2 separate regions of the Homo sapiens genome follow, and region 2 is linked to region 1. A link is a loop called in an ENCODE intact Hi-C map of the cell type or tissue named here. Cell type or tissue: dorsolateral prefrontal cortex. All regions are shown on one strand. Links, peaks and the distances in the headings refer to the core of each region. The heading gives the core; the rest is flanking DNA.

Region 1 (7,021 bases), core at 777-5,776:
GAGTATAAAGGCCAGGCCCCTTTGCCTTAAGGCTGGACAACTCTGCAAGACCATCTCAGCTCCAGAGCACTATGCGGGATCCTGGGATCCGACTGCCTGTCTACATTTCTTTCCTCCCTCACCACTACTGAGGCCAAAGGCTCTTCCAGTAATCTTCTGCACACCCATCTTCAGCTCAGAAGACTGAACTAAGACTTCTAGTGTGGTGGAAAGAGCCTGGGTTTCAGAGTCAGAAGACGTGGCTTTCCCTCCTGGCTCCAACACTTCCTTCCCAACTGTAAGAAATTGGGTACAGTGTATTACGTTCCTGAGCCTCGGTTTCATTATCCATTCAGTGGAAATGATGATATTCCAGGATGTTTTTAGGATGAAGTAAGATCAATGTATAAGATATAGTGAATGAATCAACCCATGGTAGCCTCCACTCAGCACTGTTCATGGACTGATGAGGAGCACGGAATGCAATCTCAGCAGGAGCTTGGTTTAGAAAGGAGAGAAGCCAGCAGCTTCTCTGGTGAGGGCCAGTGGGGTAGTTTAGAAGGCAGTTGGCCTAAGCAGCATTCCCAGCCCTCTTCAGTGTGAGATACATAGCCATGATTGTCAGCCCGAGCAACTTTACTTAATGGCTTGGCTTCATAGACATTTTCTAAGCTTGGTATGTGCTAACATTTTCATGAATTTGTGTGTATATGTATATATTTATAATAGATAAATCTTCCCTTTTGATTTTCCCTTATAAAAGCACATGGGGTAGAGTGGAGGGGAAGAGAGAGTAAGAGAGTTAAGAGAGACAGTGAGAGAGAGAGAGAGAGAGAGAGAGAGAGAGAAAGACTTTAATCTAGGAGACCTTTTGACGATGACCATCAGTAAGAAGTACATTTTACCTTACTACTTGATACACACATACATACAAAGACACATGCAATCAAAATATAAGTTTCGGGAATGAGTGCATGCTTTTATAATGTGCAATGCACTATGTTTTTTTTTAAAGAATTTACTATTTATTGTTATACACATTAATAAAAATTGCACGGATGGTATGACTTGATTTTGACTTTGGGCAGTCCACTTTGGGACCTAGTTTCTCTAGAATGAAAAGGTTTATACTAAACATTACCTCTTAACATCCTTTTGCTAAAAAAAAAAAAACTTTTATTTTATATTCAGGGGTACATGTGCAGGTTTGTTACATAGGTAAATGTGTGTATCAGGGGGTTTGTTGTGCAGATTATTTTGTCACCTCGGTATTAAGCCTAGTACTCAGTAGTTATTTTTCCTGATCCTCTCTTTCCTACCACCGTCTACCTCTGATAGGCCCCAGTGTGTATTGTTCCTCTTTATGTGTCCATGTGTTCTCATTATTTAGCTCCCACTTATAAGTGAGAACATGCTGTATTTGGTTTTCTGTTCCTGTGTTAGTTTACTACGGATAGTGACCTCCAGCTCCATCCATGTTCCTGCAAAGAACATGATCTTTTTCTTTTTTATGGCTGTATAATATTCCATGGTGTATATGTATTACATTTTTTTTTCCAGTCTACCATTGATGGACTTTTAGATTGATTCCATGTCTTTGCTATTGTGAATAGTGCTGCAATGAACATATGCATTCATGTGTCTTTATAATAAAATGATTTATATTCCTTTACGTATATAGCCAGTAATGCAATTTCTGGGTCAGATAGTATTTCTGTCTTTAGGGCTTTGAGGAATTGCCACACTGTCTTTCACAATGGTTCAACTAATTTACACTCCCATCAACAGTTTATATGCATTCCTTTTTCTCCACAACCTTGCCAACATCTGTTATTTTTTGAGTTTGCAATAATAGCCATTCTGGCTGGGCACGGTGGCTCACACTTGTAATCCAGTGCTTTGGGAGGCTGAGGCAGGTGGATTATCTGAGGTCAGGAGTTCGAGATCATCCTGGCCAACATGATGAAACCCTGTTTCTACCAAAAAATACAAAAATTAGCTCGGCATGGTGGTACGTGCCAATAGTCCCAGCTACTCAGGAGGCTGAGGCAGGAGAATCACCTGAGCCTGGGAGATGGAGGTTGCAATGAGCTGAGATGGTGCCACTGTACTCCAGCCTGAGTGACAGAGTAAGACCTTGTCTCAAAATAATAATAATAATGCCATTCTGACTGGTGTGAGATGGTATCTTGTTGTGATTTTGATTTGCATTTCTGTAATGAACAGTGATATTGAGTGGTTTCATATGATTGTTGGCTGCATGTATGCCCTCTTTTGAGAAGTGTCTGTGCATGTCCTTTGCCCACTTTTTAATAGCATTGTTGGCTTTTTCTTGTAAATTTGTTTAAGTTCCTTATAGATGCTAGATATTAGATCTTTGTCAGATGCATAGTTATGAAAATTTTTTCTCCCATTCTGTAGCTTGTTGGTTTACTCTGTTGATAGTTTCTTTTGCTGTGCAGAAGCTCTTTAGTTTAATTAGATTCCATTTGTCAATTTTTGCTTTTATTGCAATTGCTTTTGGCATCTTGGTCATGAAATCTTTGCCCGTGCCTATGTCCTGAGTGGTATTATATAGATTATCCTCCAGGGTTTTTATAGTTTTGTGTTTTACATTTAAGTCTTTAATTTATCTTGAGTTAATTTTTGTATATAGTGTAAGGAAGGTGTCGAGTTTCAATCTTCTGTATATGGCTAGCCAGTTATCCCAACACTGTTTATTGAACAGGGACTCCTTTCCCCATTACTTGTTTTTGTCAGGTTTGTCGAAGATCAGATAGTTGTAGGTGTGTGGTCTTATATCTAGGTTCTCTATTCTGTTCATTGGTCTATGTGTCTGTTCTTTTACCAGTAGCATGCTGTTTTGGTTACTGTAGTCCTGTAGTATAGTTTGAAGTTGGGTAGCATGATGCCTCTAGCTTTGTTCTTTTTGCTTAGGGTTGTCTTGACTATTTGGGCTCTTTCTTGGTTTCACATGAATTTTAAAATAGTTTTTCTGGTGCTGTGAAGAATATCAATGGTAGTTTAATGGGAATAGCATTGAATCTATAAATTGTTTTGGGCAATGTGGCCATTTTAACAATATTGATTCTTTCTAGCCATGAGCGTGGAATGTTTTTCCATTTGTTTGTGTCATTTCTAATTTCTTTGAACAGTGGTTTGTAGTTCAGCTTGAAGAGATCTTTCACATCCCTAGTTAGCTGTATTCCTAGGTATTTTATTCTTTTTGTGGCACTTTTGTGATTTGGCTCTTGGCTTACCTGTTGTTGGTGTATAGGAATGCTAGCGATTTTTGCACATTGATTTTGTATCCTGAGACTTTGCTGACATTGTTTATCAGCTTAAGAAGCTTCTGGGCTGAGAGAATGGGGTTTTCTAGATATAGGATCATGTCATCTGCAAACAGGGATAGTTTGACTTTCCCTCTTCCTATTTGGATGCCTTTTATTTCTTTCTCTTGCCTGATTGCTCTGACCAGGACTTCCAATACTATGTTGAATAGGAGTGGTGAGACAGAGCGTCTTTGTCTTGTGCCGTTTTTCAAGGGGAATGCTTCCAGCTTTTGCCCATTTAGTATGTTGTTGGCTGTGGGTTTGTCATGGATGGCTCTTATTATTTTGAGGTGTGTTCCCTCAATATCTAGTTTATTGAGAGTTTTTAACATGAAGGGATGTTGAATTTTATCAAAAGTCTTTTCTGCATCTACTAGATGATAATGTGGTTTTTGTTTTTAGTTCTGTTTGTGTGATGAATCACATTTATTGATTCACTATGTTGAACTAACTTTGCATGCCAAGCATGAAGCCTACTGCATCATGGTGAATAAGCTTTTCGATGTGCTGCTGGATTAAGTTTGCCCATATTTTGTTAAGGATTTTTGCACTGACATTGCCTGAAGTTTTTTATTTTTTTATTTTATTATTATTATTTTTTGTATCTCTGCTAGGTTTTTGTATCAGGATGATACTGGTCTCATAGAGTGCGGTAGGGAGGGGTCCCTCCTTTTCAATTTTTTGGAATAGTTTCAGTAGGAATGGTACCATCTCTTCTTTGTACCTCTGGTGGAATTCAGCTGTGAATTCATCTGGTCCTAGGCTTTTTTCGGTTGGTAGGCAATTTATTACTGCCTCAATTTCAGAACTCATTTTCAGTCTGCTCAAGGATTCAATTTCTTTCTGGTTCAGTCTTGGGAGGGTGTATGTGTCCAGGAATATATTAATTTCTTTTAGATTTTCTAGTTTATGTGCATAGAGGTGTTTATAATATTCTCTGATGAGTGCTTGTATTTCTGTGGGGTTGGTGGTAATATCTCCTGTATCATTTCTGATTGGGTTTATTTGGATCTTCTCTTTTTCTTCTTTATTAGTGTATGTAGAGGTCTATCTATTTTATTAATTTTTTCAAAAAACCAGCTCCTGGATTTGTTGATTTTTTTGAATGATTTTTCATGTCTCTGTCTCCTTCAGTTCTGCTCTGATTTTGGTTATTTATTGTCTTCTGCTAGCTTTGGGATTTATTTGTTCTTGGTTCTCTAGTTCTTTTAGTTGTGATGTTAGGTTGCTAACTTGAGATCTTTCTAATTTTTTGATGTGGATGTTTAGTGCTATAAATTTCCCTCTTAACACTGCCTAATCTGCGTCCCAGAGATTCTGGTATGTTGTCTCTTTGTTCTCACTGGTTTCAAAGAACTTCTTGATTTCTGCCCTAATTTCATTATTTACCCAAAAGTCATTCAGGAGCAAGTTATTCAATTTACATGTAATTGTATGGTTTTGAGTAAACTTCTTAATCTTGAGTCCTAATTTGGTTATGCTGTGGTCTGAGAGACTGTTATGATTACAATTCTTTTGCATTTGCTGAGGAAAATTTTACCGTTGATTATGTGATCAATTTTAGAGTAAGTGCAATGTGGTGATGCAAAGAAAGTATATTCTGTTGTTTTGGGGTGAGGAGATCTCTAGATATCTATCAGGTCCATTTGGTCTAGGGCTGAGTTCAGGTCTTGAATATCTTTGTTAATTTTCTGTCTCAGTGATCTGTCTAAGATTGTCAGTGGGCTGTTAAAGTCTCCCACTATTATTATGCGGGAGTCTAAGTCTCTTTGAAGGTCTCTTAGAACTTGCTTTTTGAATCTGGGTGCTCCTGTGTTGGGTGTATATATATTTAGCATATTTAGATCTTCTTGTTGAATTGAACCCTTTACTCTTATACAATGTCCTTTTTTGTCTTTTTTGATCTTTGTTGGTTTAAAGTCTGTTTTGTGAGAAACTAGGATTGCAATCCTTGCTTTTTTTCTGTTTTCCATTTGCTTGACAGATTTTCCTCCATCCCTTTATTTTGAGCCTATGTGTGTCACTGAATGTGGGATAGGTCTCTTGAAGACAGCAGGCCAATGGGTCTTGGTTCTTTATCTAGCTTGCTACTCTGTGTCTTTTAAGTGGGGCAGTTAGCCCATTTACCTTTAAGGTTAATATTGATATGTGTGGATTTTATCCTGTCATCATAATCTTAGCTGGTTATTTTGCAGTTTTTATGTGGTTGCTTTTTTTAAAATTTTATTATTATTATACTTGCAGTTTTAGGGTACATGTGCACAATGTGCAGGTTTGCTACATATGTATACATGTGCCATGTTGGTGTGCTGCACCCATTAAGTCATCATTTAGCATTAGGCATATCTCCTAATGCTATCCCTCCCCGCTCCCCCAACCCCACAACAGTCCCCAGTGTGTGATGTTCCCCTTCCTGTGTCCATGTGTTCTCATTGTTCAATTCCCACCTATGAGTGAGAAATCATGCTGCTATAAAGACACATGCACACGTATGTTTATTGTGGCACTATTCACAATAGCAAAGGCTTGGAACCAACCCAAATGTCCAACAATGATAGACTGGATTAAGAAAATGTTGCACATATATACCATGGAATACTATGCAGCCATAAAAAATGATGAGTTCATGTCCTTTGTAGGGACATGGATGAAACTGGAAACCATCATTCTCAGCAAACTATCGCAAGGACAAAAAACCAAACACTGTATGTGGTTGCTTTATAGTGTCACTGGTCTGTGTACTTCAGTGTGTTTTTGTAGTGGTTGGTAACAGCCTTTTCTTTCCACATTTAGTGTTTCCTTTGGGAGCTCCTGTAAGGCAGATCTTGTAACAAATTCCCTCAGGATATAAAGGATCTTATTTCTCTGCTTATGAAGCTTAATTTGGCTGGATATGAAATTCTTGGTTGGAATTTCATTTCTTTAAGAATGCTGAATATTGGGTCCCAATCTCCTTTGGCTTATAAGCTTTCTGTTGAGAGGTCCACTATTTGTCTGATAGGCTTCCCTTTGTAGGTGACCTGGCCTTTCTCTCTAGCTACATTTTTCCTTTCATTTTGACCTTGGAGAATCTGATGATTATGTGTCTTGGGGATGATGTTCTCGTGGAGTGTCTTACTGGGGTTCTCCACATTTCCTGAATTTGAATGTTGGCCTATTTAGTTAGGTTGGGGAAGTTCTCATGGATATCATAAAATATGTTTTCTTAATTGGTTCCATTCTCCCCGTCTCTTTGGTAAACCAATCAGTCATAGATTCGGTCTTTATGTAATCCTATGTTTCTTGGAGGTTTTTTTCATGTTCACGTCTTTTGATTCTTTTTTCTCTATTCTTGTCTGCCTGTCTTATTTCAGAAAGACAGTCTTCGGGCTCGAGATTATCTCCTCCACTTGGTCTATCCTGCTATTAATACTGTGAATACATTATAAAATTATTGTATTGTGTTTTTCAGCTCTATCAATTCAGTTACAGTCTACTCTATACTAGCTATTTTATCTGTCAGCCTCTGGAATGTCTTATCACCATTTTTAGCTTCCTTGCATTGGGTTACAACATGCTCCTTTGGCTCAGTGAAGTTTGTTTTTATCCATATTTTGAATTCTACTTCTGTCATTTCAGCTATCTCAGCCTTAGCCCAGTTCCAAACCCTTGCTGGAGAGGTAATACGGTCATTTGGAGGCAAGAGTCAGCCACCTTGGCCCTAAATGGCC
Region 2 (7,021 bases), core at 1,420-6,419, 76 kb before region 1:
TAAGACCTCTGAATGAATAGTTGTGTATCCTATGGGACCTACAGAAACAGAAATTGTGGTCCTGTGAATAAGATGGTGACTTCTATGTGACAACACAGCTTGTTAAATCAAGCTGGCAGATGTAATTAACAATAAGCACAGTATAAAGTCTTAGCATGGCAGTTTACATAGTCATAGAATGTTGCAATAGTTAACATATTGGTTAGATATTACAATAAAGTAACAGTGGATTTAATAAAATAAGAGGATTATTTCTTCTCTCATAGAAGTCTGAGCTGGTAGGTGGTCCAAAGGTGGTAGGTGGTAGGCAGCTCTGCTTTATGAGTTTGTACAGGACCCAGATACCTTCTATCTTGTTCAACTACCATCTAGGGTTGAAGATGACTCACTACCACCATGTCCAACCTCCAATTTGAAGGAAAATGGAAAGGGGAAAGTTGAACCAACAGTACCTTTATGAAGGCATGGCCTGAAAATGGAAGATTATCACTTCTCTTTGCATCACACTGGCAGGTAATTGGTTGCTTGGCCACATGTAGCTGCAATAAAGGCTGGGAACTGCAGTCTCTAGTTGAGCGGGGTATGTTTAGCTAGAGTTTGGGGTGTTATTGCCAAGGGGAAGAAGAGAAGAATGGATAGTGGTGAACAATTAGTCAACTGTCATAGATGTTTATCTCTATCATTTGATCCTCTCAACAACCTTGTTAGAAAGCAGGCACAGATTATTTACCATCCTCATTTTTGCAGATGAGAAAATTGAGGTGGAAGATTAAGGGACTCCATCAATATCATACAACGAAGCCACATGGCATAGTGGGACAACTGCAAAAACTTGGTCAGGAGGTGCCCTGGTTGGGCACAGTATTAACCACTGAGTTTTCTGAAATGTATTCCTCAGCCTGGGAACAGAATTTCCCAGTGCTTGCAGCTTCTTTCAAGAAAAAGCTTCCCGGTAATCACGGGTTAGAGGTCGGAGGAGCACAAATTCAAGGGCATTTTGAACATGGCCCCACATGGATGTGATCTGGCTAACCCATCTTTTTTTTTAAATTATTTATTATTATTATTATACTTTAAGTTCTAAGGTACATGTGCACAACGTGCAGGTTCGTTACATATGTATACATGTGCCATGTTGGTGTGCTGCACCCGTTAACTCGTCATTTACATTAGGTATATCTCCTAATGCTATCCCTCCCCCTTCCCCCCACCCCATGACAGGCCCCAGTGTGTGATGTTCCCCACCCTGTGTCCACGTGTTCTCATTGTTCAATTCCCACCTATGAGTGAGAATATGCAGTGTTTCGCTTTCTGTCCTTGCGATAGTTTGCCCAGAATGATGGTTTCCAGCTTCATCCATGTCCCTACAAAGGACATGAACGCATCCCTTTTTATGGCTGCATAGTATTCCATGGTGTATATGTGCCACATTTTCTTAATCCAGTCTATCATTGTTGGACATTTGGGTTGGTTCCAAGTCTTTGCTATTGTGAATAGTGCCGCAATAAACATACGTTTACATGTGTCTTTATAGCAGCATGATTTATAATCCTTTGGATATATACCCAGTAATGGGATGGCTGGGTCAAATGGTATTTCTAGTTCTAGATCCTTGAGGAATCGCCACACTGACTTCCACAATGGTTGAACTAGTTTACAGTCCCGCCAACAGTGTAAAAGCATTCCTATTTCTCCATGTCTTCTCCAGCACCTGTTGTTTCCTGACTTTTTAAAGATTGCCATTCTAACTGGTGTGAGATGGTATTTCATTGTGCTTTTGATTTGCATTTCTCTGATGGCCTGTGATAGTGAGCATTTTTTCATGTGTCTGTTGGCTGCATAAATGTCTTCTTTTGAGAAGTGTCTGTTCATATCCTTTGCCCACTTTTTGATGGGGTTGTTTGATTTTTTCTTGTAAATTTGTGTAAGTTCTTTGTAGATTCTGGGTATTAGCCTTTTGTCAGATGGGTAGGTTGTAAAAATTTTCTCCCATTCTGTAGTGGCTAACCCATCTTTGCCTCTTCCAGTCCAAGCACAGACAATGAGCAGAGAGGAGGACAATGTGGGTTAATGGAAAGAACACTGGATTGGGGTCAGGAGACCCCAAGAACATTGAATTGGAGTCATTTTTAGCTCACATCAATTGCATGCCTGTGAAGTGACAGCTACTGAGCTTGACACTGGCATGTCTTCTCATTTAATCTCAGAACAACACTGTGAGGTAGATGTTACTATGTATATCTTACAGAAGACAAAACTGAGGCCCAAAGAGCTGAGTGGCCCAAAGTTATATAGCTTGTGAGAGGTAGGGCTGGAATTCTAACCTAGACCTTCTGACTGCTAACCCCAAGCCCTTCTACAAAATCATACTGTTCTTTACGCCAAGTAACTGCTGGGCAAGCTGGAACTGAAATGGGATATGTCACCAGTCACACGGATGACCCGTAACACGTCTACCTGGGGCCCAGGTACTTAGGTTGTGTACTTTGTGAGTCTGCTTTTTGTGTGTGAAGGAAACCCGTATATCAGAGGTTGGATCCCCTAAATTGGCCTTACCCACACATTCTGCTTGATCTACCTTCTCTGGGCTATGCTTTTTTCTTTGTTAATTTTCTTCTCTTTTCAAAATTGCTGAAGGAATGTATGTTCATAAAATTCAAATAATGTAGAAAAGTCAGAGATCAATTAGGATGCTTCCCTAACCTCTCTAACTCCTTTTCCAGTCCCTTTCCAGAGGAGACCACTTTCAGCAGTCTGGGGAGCACCTTTGGATGTTTCTTGTCTAAGCATTTATTTTTGTCAAGATTTTTAAAAAGTAAAAATGGGAATGTGTGTGCTGTTTTGCAGTTCACTTTTTCCACTTCACAATACCTTGGGTTTATCTTTCTATACCAGTATATTAAAACTGATCTCATTATTGCTGGTGGACATGTGTTGCACTAGACACACACCTGACTTCAGGTCCTGCTCCGTTTGGTATTTTATGATGTGTGGTTAATGGTGTGGAGTTTAGATCCATTCAACCTCCGTCCTGAATCCTGGATCCATCACTTATTAGCTGCGTGATCCTGGGAAACTGACTTAATGGCTCCATGCCTCAGTTTCTTCGCCTGTAAAGTGGGGTTAATATCGGTAACCTACCTCATAGGATGCTAGGAGGACTGAGTTAACGCATGTAACACATTTACAACAGAGCCTGCAACATATGCTATATGAGTGCTAGATGAGGTTTAGCTATTCTTTTCACACCTGAATACTATTTCATAATATATTTAGTCTATTACTTGACATATAAGTTGTTTGTGATTCTTTTTTTTTTTTTTTTTTGCTAAAACAAACACTGTTGTGATCAGTATACGTTTACATATCCCTTTGTGCACATGTGGAAGTGTTTCTGTAGAATAAATTTCTTGGAATAGCATTAGTGGGCCTGAGGGTGTGGGGATTTTCAGTGGTAACATCAGTTGGTGGGCTCTGCTTGACCATGCTTTTCTTGGTTCACTCATATCAGCTCACCCAGTAGCAGCTGTTGGGCATCCTGCCAGTGTCCTTCCGTCACATGTCCAGTGGTTGGCAGAGCTATGTGGCAGTAAGCATTCCTCTTTGTCTTCCCAGGGCCTGGCCCTTTGTCAGCGTTCATTAGACTGGATGGCTTGGCTTCCTGGTGATCCTGATGGAGATTCTGAATTGCTACTTTATGTAAAGCATGGTGCCCGGGGGAGACATGCCCAGGGCCAAGAACCTTGATCAGACCCACATGCCCAGCGTAAGGCTGAGGATGAGATTGTACAAGTGGTCAAGAGAATCAACATGGTTTCACCCTTGAATCAGTCCAGGTTCACTAGGGGTTCCATGACATGGCACTTTTTAACTTGGCGATCATGTCTTTGCTCAGTGATATGGGGTAGGTGTGGATGTGATGATTCACACGATGCAGGGATCGAGTGCACCTCCCAAAAAACAGGAAGTGAAATAAAGCGGCACTGTGTATTGCTGCTATGACATTTCTCTTGATCTTATTAACACAGGAGGGGCTAAGCAATAAATGTGATAATCTCACTTGGGGAATTTGGGGTTGGTTGTTTATCCAATCCTTGAACATTTATTGAACAGTTATTTTGTGTCAGACACGGTTATTGATGTTGGGGTATGGAACTATGGACTAAGGCATAATTTCAACCTTTGAAAACTCCACAGAAGCTTTAAGAACCCTTGAGGAGACTTAATTTTTCAAGAACAATGGGAATGAAGATATAATACTGCAGGTGGGGCCTGAGCTCCACCCTGGATGAGGCTGGGGGATGGGTATGCATGGGATTATTGGGGTCCCTTCACACAGAAATGCTCACTGGAGAGGCTTTCCTGTACAAATATTAGAAATGTAAAATTACATGTTAATTTCTTTTTCTGTGCTTAGAAAAGGTGCAGGATATATAATTTAGAAAAATGTAAAGGAAAGTTAAAGATCACCTATAACTGTCTCATCCCAATGCAACCATTGTGGAATGTACGTGTATTTATTTCTTTATCATGTTTGTATGTAGGTGCATTTTAAAAGCAAAATTAGGAATCATACTTCATATTCTGCTTTGTGACTTGCTTTGTCACTCAAACTGCATTAGAAGCATTTCACAAATCTTTGAATATTCCTTTACTACATGATATGTAATGGATTATGGTGTTCTGTTATATATTATAGTCAAGTTAGTCAATTAATGATTTGAAAGGGCACACTGGTTAATTATTGTTGTCTTTTCTCCTACGCCTCCTGGTTTTGGCTTTTATTATTTTGTAAAGATGCAGGAGAAATCTTGAGTTCTGAGTGGTTATCCCATCCTTTGTGAACACTGCTGTCAGGCACACAAAACAACATGGGCTGGGCATGGTGGCGGGCGCCTGCAGTCGAGAGGCTGAGGCAAGAGAATCTCTTGAACCTGGGAAGTGGAGGTTGCAGTGAGCCGAGATCGTGCCACTGCATTCCAGCCTGGGCGACAAGAGCAAGACTCCATCTCAAAAAACAAACAAACAAACACACACACACACACACACACACACACACACAAACCCACAACATGATTCCAGTTTCTATGCTCATTTTAGAATCCTGCACCTGACCACCACGCAAAAATTCCTCTGGATAACTTCATCTGGGCCTTCCCTCCGGTGGAACTGGAAGATTGTTTTCCAAACTCCACTCCTTTTCCATTTGTGTTGTCCACTCACCGAGTGCCCCTTCTTCTTTCATTTTTAGACACCTCGGCTGCAGCTGACTCCAGAAACATATTCCCTCTTTAAGTCTCGGCTCCACAGGTTGCCTCTTCTCCTCATCATTTCTCGTTTCTCACCGTGAAAATCTTTGCTTTCTCTCTTTATGGCTTCCTGAGACCCGAAAATAGAGGTAATTTAAATTTGGTAATTATGATGACAACAAAACAACTTATGTTGAAATGCAGAGTTTAAAATGCCAGAGTTTCCTACTGTTGAGATCTCTCTGCCTTCATTCTGTGGATACCGCTGTGGGAGCTTACCTGAGTCTGCCCCAGATCAGGAGGCCAAGCATGAGGCGATGAGAAACAGCTTCTGCACAGAGGTGGTGACTTCTACCTCTTGGGGGATGGGGGCTGGTCAGCCAGAGCTACCACATTCAGGTTCAGCCCCTTCAGACCTTCCTAAGCTCCAGGTGGAATCTTTGCCTTCCCACCTTCTGGACCCTGCACGGGGAGGGTCTCGGGCTGTAGCCACGAGGCGGCATTAGGCAGCTAGAATCACAGAGTGGGGACTGGGGGATGGGGTTTCTTCTCTGACAGTGGTTAGGTGAGTCACTCTCTGTGGGCTGCTCATGGCAGCCTCTTCCTCCATCCTTGAAGCGGGCCTTCCAAAGACTTCACCTGCTCCGTTATAAAAGGCTTTGAGTTCTGCAAGAGGCAGCTGTGAATGTATTAGCATCCTGCTTTCTGTATGAACATCCTGCTTTCTGGCACATGGCTAGGCCACCGCTTAAACAACCGGCGCCAATTCACAGTGAAAAAAGATCTGCTCAAAGCTGGTTTCAGAAGGAGGACACGGGAGGCGTATAATATCGAGCCCGTCTCCCGACGGTGCCATCTGTTCTCATTAAGGCAGCCACAGCGCCGAAGGAAGGGCCTCCAGGTGCACACAAGGAAGCCTGCTCGCCTTGTTATCCTCTCAGAGACTTTGCCTTTTGTTTTGTTTAGTTTTGTTTTTGTCTGGCAGGCTCAAAAAGACACTGTTCTACTTTCCGCAGAAGAATCACTCTCACATTTTAAGAAATTAAGTCTCTGGGAAAAAAAATATTGTTTGAGAGGGCTTGTAATGGCTCCTTGACCACATGCTGTGCCTGCCAATTTATAACAGAGAAATATTACAGAAGTTGGGATCCAAGGTTGGTGTGCACAGCCATTGCTTAAAGAGGGATGGATGCTTCCTGGGGACAATGATCTTCCCCCGGGCCCCCCAGCATTTATTCAATCTGGAGAGAATTGTCTGCCAGGCTCCCACTCCTACATCCCAGGAAGAGCTGGGCACATTCATCATCTTGTGTATTCAGAAAGTGATGATAATTCCTCTGAGAGCCAACTGGGCTGGGGAGGGTGTGATCAAACTTCTGCTGGCAATCAGACTGCCTTTGGGGAGGGGAGTCTCCATTTTGCAGGTATGTCTCTACTGCCAGTCTGCAGGGAAGCCTACCCAGTCAACAATATGTTACCATGAAAATCTCCTTTTGGGGGTATCTTATATCACATTATAGGGAAAGGCAGAGGAAATATCAAAAGCATTTGGCCCTGAATTTAAAATGATCTTTCCGTAGATTTTTATAGACTTTGTTTTACAAGATTGGTGTAAGGCCTAAAGCATGTCTTCAGGCCTCTTACATATCCTCCTTCTCTCTGGGGGTTTCCTTCCTGCCTGCCCTCAACATCCCTTACCACACACCTATTCTGTTTCTCCCCACATGCATGGTTTGTATATTATGTCCTGTCAGTCAATTCCTACTAAAATG

Evidence for each region. Peaks named below come from ENCODE experiments on the same cell type or tissue, not always from the same donor. Only the 100,000 strongest peaks of a DNase experiment are listed, where the experiment ranks them.
Region 2: it touches region 1 in a loop (7-fold over the local background); 2 of 110 quality-filtered maps call a loop at or near these places.

What each region holds. Positions count from the first base shown.
Region 1 is chr4:57,255,746-57,262,766 of GRCh38, forward strand. No RefSeq gene overlaps it. Among named protein-coding and RNA genes, the nearest start is that of IGFBP7, 150 kb to the left of the region's middle. In dorsolateral prefrontal cortex, for the core only: no CTCF peak of the experiment used is centred there; no DNase peak of the experiment used is centred there; H3K27ac peaks cover 1,124 bases.
Region 2 is chr4:57,178,772-57,185,792 of GRCh38, forward strand. All of the region lies in intron 1 of IGFBP7-AS1 (IGFBP7 antisense RNA 1), which reads left to right. Among named protein-coding and RNA genes, the nearest start is that of IGFBP7, 72 kb to the left of the region's middle. In dorsolateral prefrontal cortex, for the core only: no CTCF peak of the experiment used is centred there; DNase peaks (open chromatin) are centred at 3,570 and 6,060; H3K27ac peaks cover 2,175 bases.